Regions from separate parts of the Homo sapiens genome. Here region 1 is linked to region 2. The links are chromatin contacts, found by Hi-C in ENCODE. All regions are on one chromosome and are shown on one strand. Each heading gives the region's core, a stretch centred on a gene start or an enhancer-like site at or near the end of the contact. The rest is flanking DNA. Distances are from core to core; before and after follow the strand shown. Region 1 overlaps MAML3 (mastermind like transcriptional coactivator 3). Region 2 has its middle 34 kb from the start of TBC1D9.

Evidence for each region. A loop is a pair of places that touch in the nucleus more often than their neighbours do. Pooled maps may share reads with other maps.
Region 1: a loop to region 2 is called in a pooled map, with 5 times the contacts of the local background. The contact joins two enhancer-like sites. A Hi-C loop is called at or near these places in 2 of 37 single-sample maps with no recorded cell type and 3 of 50 pooled maps.

The regions. Positions count from the first base shown.
Region 1 is chr4:140,099,274-140,105,150 of GRCh38, forward strand. All of the region lies in intron 1 of MAML3 (mastermind like transcriptional coactivator 3), which reads right to left. Among named protein-coding and RNA genes, the nearest start is that of MAML3-AS1, 26 kb to the right of the region's middle. Within about 2 kb of position 4,523, at least 6 of the 41 ENCODE cell types and tissues checked have a DNase peak (open chromatin) inside an H3K27ac peak, as active enhancers do.
Region 2 is chr4:140,787,173-140,793,215 of GRCh38, forward strand. No RefSeq gene overlaps it. Among named protein-coding and RNA genes, the nearest start is that of TBC1D9, 34 kb to the left of the region's middle. Within about 2 kb of position 3,844, at least 7 of the 41 ENCODE cell types and tissues checked have a DNase peak (open chromatin) inside an H3K27ac peak, as active enhancers do.

The sequences.
Region 1 (5,877 bases), core at 3,273-5,772, 690 kb before region 2:
ACTCAGGAGCAAAACTTTTTTAAAAGCCTTAAGCAAAATACTGAGTTCTTAATTTTGTTACTGACACAAGCATCCACCCAGTCTCACAAGTAAGAAATCTGTAGCTATTTTCTTTTTTTTCTTTCTTTCTGTCTTTGTTTTTAGAGACAGGGTCTCACTCTGCCACCCAGACTGGAATACAGTGGCACCATCATAGCTCACTGCAGTCTCGAACTCCTGGGTTCCAGCAATCCTCCCGCCTGGAGTTATTTTCAGTGGGTAAGGCAAGGTTTCATGGGAAATCATAGACAGTTTGTAGCCAAACATGCTTGGCTCTGAATCTCAATCCTATTCACTTCTAGCTAGGAGGTTTTTAAACATCTCAAAGCCTCAGTTACTGCATATGAAAAATGGATTTTGGTGAAAATTAAATTAGATAAAGGATGAGCAGAATGTCTGAACACATGTTTGGCAATCAGAAAGTTATTTCTCCAACCTCCCTTCCCCAACACACCTCTCAAAACCTTTCTTTTCCATTCTATCACTCAGTTTCATCTCTCCTGGACTACTGCTCTCCGACAGGGTTTTCAGCCTTTTGTCTACTACTCCTTCAAACCATCCCAAACCTGCTATTACAAACAACATTCAAAAATCAGAAATTTGATCATGGCACTCCCTGTCACAAATCCTCCTATGGTGATAACATTCAGAACAAATCTGCATTCAGAGAAAGTCCACGTGTCCCCAACCCATCTGTTCAGCCTCAACTCCCCCATGACCACCCCACCCCTGCCCCTTGAACGACCGCAGCCCCCACGTTCCAGGCACCCAGTCATTGTGAGTGGAGCATGCCATCTGCTCTGGTGCATGGACTCTCACTGCCACTCCTCCGGGATGCCAGCCCCACTCCACCCCCTCCCATCTGTAGAGATCACTGTCTCCTTCAAGGCTTAGCCCCAGTGCCACTTCCTCTCTGCAACGTTCCCGGATTTCCTCTGCTGACTCAAGCCTCCACTCATGTGTCTATGCCTTTCTCAAGTTTATTATTTAAACTTTTGTTCTCCAGTTATCCATATCTATGAGGGTCCACCCCCCTAGACTCAGTTCCTCCATGACAGAGACCAAATTGTATTCATTTTTACAAACAGTCCTCAAGTTTTATCCTTCCTTGCAAGAAGAAAATAAAACCAAACAGATAATTTATTGAACTGAAAGGACAGAATGAGGATAGAAGTAACTAAACAATGCCCCTGTGAATAGAGGCATTTCTTAGTGGAAAAACATATATATGTGTGTGTATGTTTGTATAATGTAAAAACGGAGCAAGCCATTCCCAAAGTGCTTCAAATTCTGGCAAAACTAAGATGCACTTAAAATGAAGTCTTAGGTGTATTAAAAAAAAAAAAGATTTCAAAAACCTCAGCAAACCACAGAGGTATACACCATATGTGGTAGATTAAAAATGACCACAAATTCTTTGATCCTTCTTCCATGGACAGATGTGTCTATTCCACAACCTGCGTCCACCACTTTTAAAGGTGAGTTGCCTATAACTGCTTGGACCAATCAAGTATGGGAGTGATTTTGAATATGGGAGTGATATTATGCCATTTCCAAACCTAGTGCTTAATATGACTAACAGTTTTGGCCTTGGTCTCTTGGAACCCTGGGCTTCCCTGTAAGAAATATGAGTACCCTAATGGAGAAACCACATGGAATGGCTCCAAGGCTCCATGGAGAGGCAGACAGGCCCAGTGGGGAGCTCAGTCTTCCAGGCATCCTTGCCAAGGTGCCAGGAAGGTGAGTGAAGCCATATTGGATCCTCCAGATCAGAGCAGCCATTGACTGACTAACAGCAAGGGACCAGAGTCGACGCTACATGGAATAGAAGAATCACTCAGCTGAGCCCTGCTTGAACAAAATCACAGATATAATCAAATAATGGTTGTTTAAGCCGTCAAGTTTTGGTGTGGTTTGCTAGTTAGCAATAGGTAACAGGAACACAATTTTAATCCCTTTTGGCCCAGCGTCCTACCCTACCTAATAGAACACTTTTCCTCTAAAGGGAGGAAAGTGGCCTTGTGTAGAATAGAGCTCCCAAGTCACTGATGGTCTAGTTGAAGGGATGAGAAACTCACCAGGCTCTTGGACAGTTGCAGTTGTAATGCACTTGTGTAATGTATAATACACATTTCTTTCAGATAAGTTCAGTTTACCCACAGCTGTTCTATCTGTCAACAGATATTGGGGCAAATGTGGTTAATAACTTCAGGAACAATTTGGTAGAATTCTACTCAGGAAGCCAGGAGACCCTCCATTTCAGTCTTTTACCATCCACATCTCTTGTGTATATGAGGAAGAAATGTTTGTGTCTTCATTTGCCTAGCTATCACATGAAGAGAAGCATACGTGATACCTCTTAGATCAGTGTAAATTAGAAATGAAATCAGGTTATGGACTGAAAACACCTTCAGTTCCTTGGCCAAAAAAAGGCTAGGTAAACTCAAGGTACTATCATCATTTTGCAAATATGTTATTCCACTATATAAAATAGCCTAAATTAGTAAATGCAATTCCACGTGCTGGGTCAGCTGAGCATTTTTTTTTTTTTTTTACATTTGCCAGATTCCCCTTGTTTTGTCTTTCTAGCCAATAGAACAACACTAAAATATATGGAGAATTTAACTAACTTTTGAAAAAGAGATAACACAAGTTAGAACCAGAAGAAGTCATCTGTGCCATAAGTTTGTGTCTTCTAAGAGCCATCAGCCAGGCAAAATGAAGTGGGAAACTTGAAACTTAACATGTATAAATGATTTGTGTTGTTTTGTTTTAATGCTAAGTACTCAGCAAAAAGCTGAGTTATTAGAAAATGGACACTAGCCTGTGCTTGTGGGCATAAATTCTCCATCTATGAGAAGGCATGAATTGAGGCACTATATTGATTACATTATGTTGTTTATTCTCATATAACTCTCTATTGTAGAAACGATTTCTAGCCCCATCTTCAAGATGGGAAATGGAATCCTAGAGAGACTTCATTTTTCTCCTATATTTGTATTTAGCAATTGCTATTGCTGCCGTAAGAAAATAACACAGGGTGGCTTGAACAACAGAAATTTATTTTCTCACAGTTCTGGAGGCTGGAAGTCCAAGATCAAGGTGCCAAGCAAGGCTGGTTTCTCCTGAGGCCTCTATCCTTGGCTTGCAGATGGCCGCCTCCTATCTGTGTCCTCACATGTGGCCTTTTCTCTGTGCATGCTTATGCCTGATGTCTCTTCCCCTTCTTAAAATGACACCAGTTATACTGGATTAGGGCCCCACCCTTATGACCTCATTTAACCTTAATTATCTCCTTCAAGGCCCGCCCTCCAAATACAGTCACATTGAGGATTAGGGTTTCAGCCTATGAATTTTGCAGGCACATGAGTCAGTCCCTAAGAACTCTACAAATCACCAAGCCAGTCAGTGCAGAGCCAGGGTAGACACCCTGGCTCCCTGCCATTATCTGTGGTCCCCCTGATTACTATCCGTGGTACTTCACCATCCCATCACTGCCTCAGTCTATGTCCAGAGAAAATGGCCTTGTGTAAAATTACTCATCACCACCAAGTGAAGAGAATGAAGGCCACAGTAGGAAGTAAAGGAAAGAAGGGAAGCTGAAGCTATAGGAAGACAAATGTAAAATCCAGAAAAACTGACACTTAGCAAGGCAGAAAGTGCAGCTCACACCCAAACCTATTCTGTGGCCAAAGACTCCCCTCACCGTCCCCATAATTTGGGCTTTGTTGTAACTGCAAGAAACTCCCCGACGCCACTCTCAATGGTGAGGAAGGACCACTGCTTGCTCTGCTACTAGAAGTCATTGGCAGGGCACAACTCAATCACATGCTTTTTGCAAAATTACAAGATAATATACAATTTAATTTTTTCATCAGATTTTTGCAACCAAAAAATTTCAAAGACCTTGGAGTGCTATATAGCTAATAAATGCAATTAATAAAGATTTTGTGATCAGCTAAAACAGGTTAAATCCCAAAAAGCAAGACATGGTTTTTCTCCCTCTTTCAGATAATGCAGGGAAGCATCACATATTTATAAAGCACAAGCTTTCAACTATATTGGATTTTCCTTTTAAAAAGAACAATAATTTAAAGTGGCTTCTAGCAGAGAAATGTTAGGTACATTTAAATGGGTATTTGTGTTCTGAAAATCCTAATTGGAACTCTTCTATTGTTGTTGTTTATGTGTGTGTTTGTTGTGCTTCTGAGAAAGGGCTGAGGTTCTTTTGTGCATTAGAAAGCCTTTCATCTAAAATTCCAGTTTCATACAAAATTAAACCGGCATATTGGAGATACAACTTTACAGAAAGCATGAAGACAAACTGAAGTATTGTTTTTAAAAGACAGGAAAAATCAAAATGGTTTTTCTATGTGAATCATTCTACAACAAATATGAGACACAGCAGGATGGATGTATCTTGGACCAAGATGACATCCGTGTTGCCCATGACCTGCTGCTTATTACGTCAGCTTCCTGGGCACTGCAAGCTGGTGAAGCCTTACCAGCTAAGCCTAAGACACTGCTAATGAGGTAAAAATGCTGCATCACCTTCAGTTGTGTTGGCTACTAGCATATTAAGATCAAAACTGCATTCTTAGCTTCACCAAAGCAGAGACCAAATTTTGGTTTACAAACCACCCCATCCTATTGTTCAGGAAATGACTCAAACAAGGGTATTTCTCCACTATTCTCTCAGTAAAGATACAGTACGTGCACTGTTGTACACATCATATCACTCACTTCTGTTTTTAATAGAGATGATCATCTGGTATTAAAAATAAATAATAAGAACAAATGTAGTGGCTCATGCCTGTAATCCAGCACTTTGGGAGGCCAAGGTGGGAGGATCACTTGAGCCCAGGAGTTCAAGAACAGCCTGGGCAACAAATAGAAACCCTATGTCTACAAAAAATTTAAAAAATTAGCCAGGCATGGTGGCACATACCTATGGTCCCAATATGCAGGAGGCTGAGGCAGGAGGATTGCCTTAGCTCAGGAGGTCAAGGCTGCAGTGAGCCCTGTCTCAAAAAAAAAACCAAACCTATTTTATATATATATATAATATATATATATTATATATTATATAATATATAATATAATATATAATATACACGAATGTGTATATACATATATAAATGTATGTGTGTGTATATATATAATTTTTTTTTTTTTTTTGAGAGAAGGTCTTGCTCTGTGGCTCAGGCTGGAGTATACTGGCCCAATCTCAGTTCATTGCAACCTCCACCTCCTGGGCTCAACCTCCACTTCCTGGGCTCAAGTGATCCTCTTACCTCAGCCTCACGAGAAGCTGGTATTACAGGCACGCAACATCATGCCCAGTTAATTTTTGTGTTTTTTGTGGAGATGAGGTTTCGCCATGTTGCCCAGGCTGGTCTCAAACTCCTGAGCTCAAGCGATCACCCGCCTCGGCCTTCCAAAGTGCTGGGATTACAGACATGAGTCACTGCATCTGGCCATAATATATACATTTTTTAAGTACCTTAAATAAAAGAATAAAGGCATCATTATAAAACTTTAATTTTTTTTAAACCAAACCAAAGGGATTTAAAGTTACATATTTTTAATGTGTATTTTAATAGACTGTTAGTGGCACTGTCCTTCATCTGAGATATTAATTCAAGGCCTTTTCAGCTTTTCTCCCTAAACTTTCTGAGTGGGCACAGAGGATCCAGAGTGTTTATGTAAGCAGTAAAAGAAAGTCCTGGTATTTCCACCAGAATCCCCTGCTTAACAGAAATATGTCCCAGCATCCTTATCCTGAAACTCCCTGACTTAGCTGCCACAAAAAGACCCTCCATGTTCCTCAAAGCCACC
Region 2 (6,043 bases), core at 2,594-5,093:
TTGTGGCATTCTCTGAGTATCTTTGTGGCATTCTCTGAGTATCTTTGTGGCATTCTCTGTATTTCCTGAATTTGAATATTTGCCTGCCTTCCTAGATTGGGGAAGTTCTCCTGGATAATATCCTGCAGAGTGTTTTCCAACTTGGTTCCATTCTCCCTGTCACTTTCAGGTACACCAATCAGACGTAGATTTCGTCTTTTTACATAGTCCCATATTTCTTGGAGGCTTTGTTCATTTCCTTTTATTCTTTTTTCTCTAAACTTGTCTTCTCACTTCATTTCATTCATTTCATCTTCCATCACTGATACCCTTTCTTCCAGTTGATCGAATCGGCTACTGAAGCTTGTGCATTCGTCACGTAGTTCTCGTGCCATGGTTTTCAGCTCCATCCGTTCGTTTAAGGACTTCTCTGCCTTGGTTATTCTAGTTAGCCATTCATCTAATCTTTTTTCAAGGTTTTTAACTTCTTTGCCATGGGTTCAAACTTCCTCCTTTAGCTGGGAGAAGTTTGATCATCTGAAGCCTTCTTCTCTCAACTCGTCAAAGTCATTTTCCATCCAGCTTTGTTCCGTTGCTGGTGAGGAGCTGCGTTCCTTTGGAGGAGGAGAGGCGCTCTGATTTTTAGAATTTTCAGTTTTTCTGCTCTGTTTTTTCCCCATCTTTGTGGTTTTATCTACCTTTGGTCTTTGATGATGCTGACGTACAGGTGGGGTTTTGGTGTGGGTGTCCTTTCTGTTTGTTAGTTTTCCTTCAAACAGAAAGGACCCTCAGCTGCAGGTCTGTTGGAGTTTGCCAGAGGTCCAGTCCAGACCCTGTTTTCCTGGGCATCAGCAGTGGAGGCTGCAGAACAGCGAATATTGTTGAAGAGCAAATGTTGCTGCCTGTTTGTTCCTCTGGAAGTTTTGTCTCAGAGGTTTACCCGGCCGTGTGAGGTGTCAGTCTGCCCCTACTGGGGGGTGCCTCCCAGTTAGGCTACTCAGGGGTCAGGACCCACTTGAGGAGGCAGGCTGTCTGCTCTCACATCTCAAGCTGTGTGCTGGGAGAACCACTACTGTCTTCCAAGCTGTCAGACAGGGACATTTAAGTCTGCAGAGGTTTCTGCTGCCTTTTATTTGGCTATGCCCTGCCCCCAGAGGTGGAGTCTACAGAGGCAAGCAGGCCTCCTTGAGCTGTGGTGGGCTCCACCCAGTTCGAGCTTCCTGGCCGCTTGTTTACTTGCTCAAGCCTCAGCAATGGTGGGAGCCACTCCCCCAGCCTCGCTGCCACCTTGCAGTTTGATCTCAGACTGCTGTGCTAGCAATGAGCAAGGCTCCTTGGGCATAGGACCATCCGAGCCAGGCACGGGATATAATCTCCTGGTGTGCCATTTGCTAAGACCGTTGGAAAAGTGCAGTATTAGGGTGGGAGTGACCAGATTTTCCAGGTGCCGTTTGTCACCCCTTTCCTTGGCTAGGAAAGGGAATTCCCTAACCCCTTGCACTTCCTGGGTGAGGTGATGCCTCGCCTGGCTTTGGCTCATGCACGGTGCGCTGCACCCACTGTCCTGCACCCACTCTCCAACAATCCCCAGTGAGATGAACCCAGTACCTCAGTTGGAAATGCAGAAATCATCTGTCGTCTGCGTTGCTCACGCTGGGAGCTGTAGACTGGAGCTGTTCCTATTCGGCCATCTTGGACAGGGGTTTTCTGAAGTGTATTTCTTAAACATGATACCACCAGTACTGAGCCACATGGGTTCTGGACATATAATTCATTATTCAACAGCATTTCATATCTCTTTACCACATGCTAGGCCAGTGTAGGATCTGTATATGCAAAGAAAATCATGTTGGCCTCCACTCTCAAGAGGTCAGATGGTCTCTGGTAGAGATAGATATACATGTAAAGAGTGAAATGAAGTGTTTCAAGTACTGAGATGTACCAGATAAAAGCTTTTACACCAGATGCATGTTTTTAAAACATGAAAACAAGGATATTCAGAGTTGCTGGGAATTGGGGACACCAGGAAGATCCTCACAACTCCAGAGATGTTCCTGACTGACCCTGGAGGTGGCAAAGGAAGAGAGACCAGAGGGTGGTGAGGAAGGGAACCATGTGCTGTTTTCCCCCCGGAAATACTCTGAGCTCCTATATTTTTCTTTGGAAACATTGAAAGTTTGATTTGTAATCAAGAAAAGCCAAGAGGGGCAGCGTGATCTCCTCATGATTTGAAAGGTAACTCTGGGGGGCCAGGCACAGTGTCTCATGCCTATAACCCCAACACTTTGGGAGGTGAAGGCAGGCGGATTACTTGAGTTCAAGCATCAGGAGTTCAAGATCAGCCTGGAAAACATGGCAAAATCACATCTCTACTAAAAATATAAAAAATTAGCTGGGTGTAATGGCATGCACCTGTAGTCCCAGCTATGTAGGAGGCTGAGGTGGGAGGATCACCTGAGCCTGGGAAGTTGAGGCTACAGTGAGCCATGATTGTACCTCTGCACTACAGCATGGGCAACAGGAGTGAGACCCTGTCAAAAAAAAAAAAAGGAAGAAAAAGAAAGATAACTTTATAGCATTCATAGCAGGAGAAAAACAGAGGACAAAGTCAGATTACTGTGTTCCACAATTTGTACAGTACAAGATTTCTAAGGAGAAAAAGCGAAAAGTGAAAAGTGCACTATTCTATTGCAAGACATAGCAAGTAATTGCCAACTTCCTTCAAAACTGAAACATGAATGTTCATGCTTATAGCAAATGTCATTGCACAATTAAAGGCACAGTGTGCCTAACGTATGGCATTGTCAGCGTGTGAGTAATCTGTGTGTTATGTTTGACACGAGACATATGAGGTGTCATGACTAACTAAGGATACATTCTGTCCTGGCAGTTTCAATAGCATGAAGCATGACAATAATGGGGAGGGAAAATGAAGCCAAATACGTGGAGAGAGAGATATGTGTTTTTTTTGAGACAGAGTCTCACTCTGTTGCCCAAATATATGAATACATTTTTAAAAATCGTGTCTTCTATTTCATGGACTTTACTTTTCATCTTGCATGAAAAGTGAGAAAGGAAGTATAAAGTGCAATTGAATCAAGCTTCTCTTTTCGAAGTTGGTCATTACCTTATATAAGAATGTGTTTCTGTGCCTCTGTCTTTCAGTGAGGAGAAGGAGGGAGATGTGGGAGAGGAACAAGCTTGACATCTCCCTAGTGCTCAGTTATTGCCAGTAACTGTGCTGGTGTGTTATCTGTGCTGTCACTGACGCAGAGCAGCAGGAGGGGTTGGCGTTAGAGTGAACTCTAGGAACAGGCTCTAGGGTGGGGGTCCTGGTTCAGCCACTTAGCACTGTGACTGAGCAAATTCTCAACTAGCCATAGCAACTAACAGGGCATTGAGAGTTTGCCCTGTGTGAGGCACCATATCAAGTATTCTCCTATTATTTTTCGAATCCTCACAACATCCTTCTACACAAGATAGAAGAAATTGAGGTAAAGTTAAGGCAGAAGGAATGGCATAAAGAGGAAAAACATCTGGGTTCTAGAGTAATACTGCTGGTGTTCATGTCACCGCTAGACCACTTATTACCTGTGTCACTGTTGGCAAATTATTACATTCTCTTGAGACAGCTAGGGCATACTTTGAATAGGGTTTGGCACATAGGAAGAGCTCAGTAATATCAACTCCTATTGTGACTCAGTGAAATGGCAGGTATCCCTGTTTGTGAAGTACATTAACTGCTTAGTCTTGAGGAACAGAGAGAACAGATATCATGACTTGAGGACACTGGTTTGAGGCCAGAAAATGTACATACAGCTATTGTAGGCTGGTATTGAGGACTGTGCGCGTGCTCACTGGTCCGTGTCTACTCCAACAGTGCATGTTCCTCTTTCAGTTCCTCTTTGGGGTCTGGGTGGGGAGAAGTGCAAAGGGAAGAGGTGTCATGCCTTTGTGATTTCTTTCAAGAGCAAATCAAGGCTTCCAGTAATGAGTACCCTAGAGTGTCAAGACATTCTCTAGCCAAAAGGCCACCAGCTTCCCAATAAGGAGAGTATCTGTGACATGTAGCACACCCAACAGAAATAAACCTCATGAACTCAGAATTCTATCTGGGGGGACTCTTTATTTGTGCTCCAGAACTTTGAAGGCTAGTAGTAAGGCCCATTCAAAATATAAAGACATTTCTATGTTATAATACTCAGAGGATTCTTTAATCAAAATTTGCGAACATGGCAAAAAGCTAGTTTAAAAAGATGAAACTCTCACTGATGTAATGAAAAATTTATCAGTTATGTATTTATCTCACTAAGTGATGAATTAGTTTATGCTTAAGCTCATTTTCAACACTGGTGCTCAGATTTTACAAAATTGCTTTTAATTACCAAACCCCCCCAAGACTCAGAAGGCAGCCAGTATAAGGGCAGTTGTCTGTTTTTTTAGAGGGAACATGAATAAATGCATTCATGCTTCTCCTTACGAATCACTACTCTTTCTAAGGCTCTATTTTTTTTTTTAAGGGATGGGGTCTCCATCCCTCTGTCACCAAGGCTGGAGGGCAGTGGTGCTATCCCAGCTTACTGCAGCCTCTGACTCCTGGGCTCAAGCAATCCTCTCTCCTCAGCCTCCCAAAATGCTAGGATTACAGCTGTGAGCCACCGTACCCAGCCGTCTTTAATTTTAAAGGAGCAGTCTGAGCTCTGTTGGCCAAGAAGGGCTGTAGATGCTGGAGGCCTCTTCTACAACCAGCCCAAGTTCCCTGCCACTTTGACAATCTGAGTGAGGGTCTTGGCTTGGCAGCCCCAGAGCCAATGAATGGCTAGAGACCCATCCATAATCCAGAGCAAAATTCCCATTTCTGTTTGGTTATTCTTTTCTTTTCCTCATCTTATCCATTCTCTAGGTTTTATTTCCAGCCTATTATGATGTATATTTGGTCTGGCTAGATAAGACAGTCTCCAAACAGAGACAGAATGATCTTGAGAAGAAGATAGCAACATCATTTGAATGGTTTCCATGGATTTTATTTGGGGTTAATTGATCTTAGCATCTCCTAAGTAACCTGAATGGTTCAAAATGCAGCCTTCAGTTTTTCCTGTCTGACTACAGTTAGGTCTTGATTGAGATCACCATGGTAATCTGTTTTAAAGTATGAAAAAGGGCCTGCTTAAGGCCAACTAGCAGAGAGAAGGTATATCTCCAGGTTTGAGGCACATGCTGTTGTCTGCTTCTTTCTAAAGACACCACCTTCTGTTTCCAATGTGAAAAGAGATAAACAGAAATTTCAAATGATCTGGTAAGGATAATAAAATAGAGTATGCAGGCCGGGCGCAGTGGCTCACGCCTGTAGTCCCAGCACTTTGGGAAGCAGAGGTGGGCGGATCACGAGGTCAAGAGTTCGAGATCAGCCTGGCCAACGTGGTGAAACACCGTGTCTACCAAAAATATAAAAATTAGCTGGGCATGATGGCAGGCGCCTGTAATCCCAGCTGCTCAGGAGGCTGAGGAAGGAGAATCACTTGAGCCCGGGAGGCGGAGGTTGCAGTGAGCCGAGATTGAGCCATTGCACGCCAGCCTGGGCTACAGAGCAAAACTCTGTTCTCAGAAAAAAAAAAAAAGTGCATGCAATACTTAAAGAATGACTATTATCCAATAAGATAAACCATAAATAATTCCTAAGATTACCTTAATAGTATTTTCTGATATAAGAAATTAGCTTTAAAATCCTATAATTATAAAATTATAAAATTAAATTATGTAAAATAGGGTAAAGTTATTCCTTAAAGGTTATATATATGATTAAAACATAAAAGATTAAATGGCTTCTGGCCACTGCTGGCAATGGCTAGTTTCTCTTTAGTATATGGGTAGCCTGGGAAGAGATGAAGAGTAAGGGAAGGGGTTAGAACTGGGTCTTCCCTAAGTCTCATTATCCCCGTCCTGCCTCCCTTACAGCCCCCTCTGCAACAGATAGGAGAGATTTGGGGAGCATCAGCCTGACTTGCCATGCAGGGTAAGACAGGAGAGGGATTGTCCTGTTCTGTGCAGAGGAGGCCCCCATGGT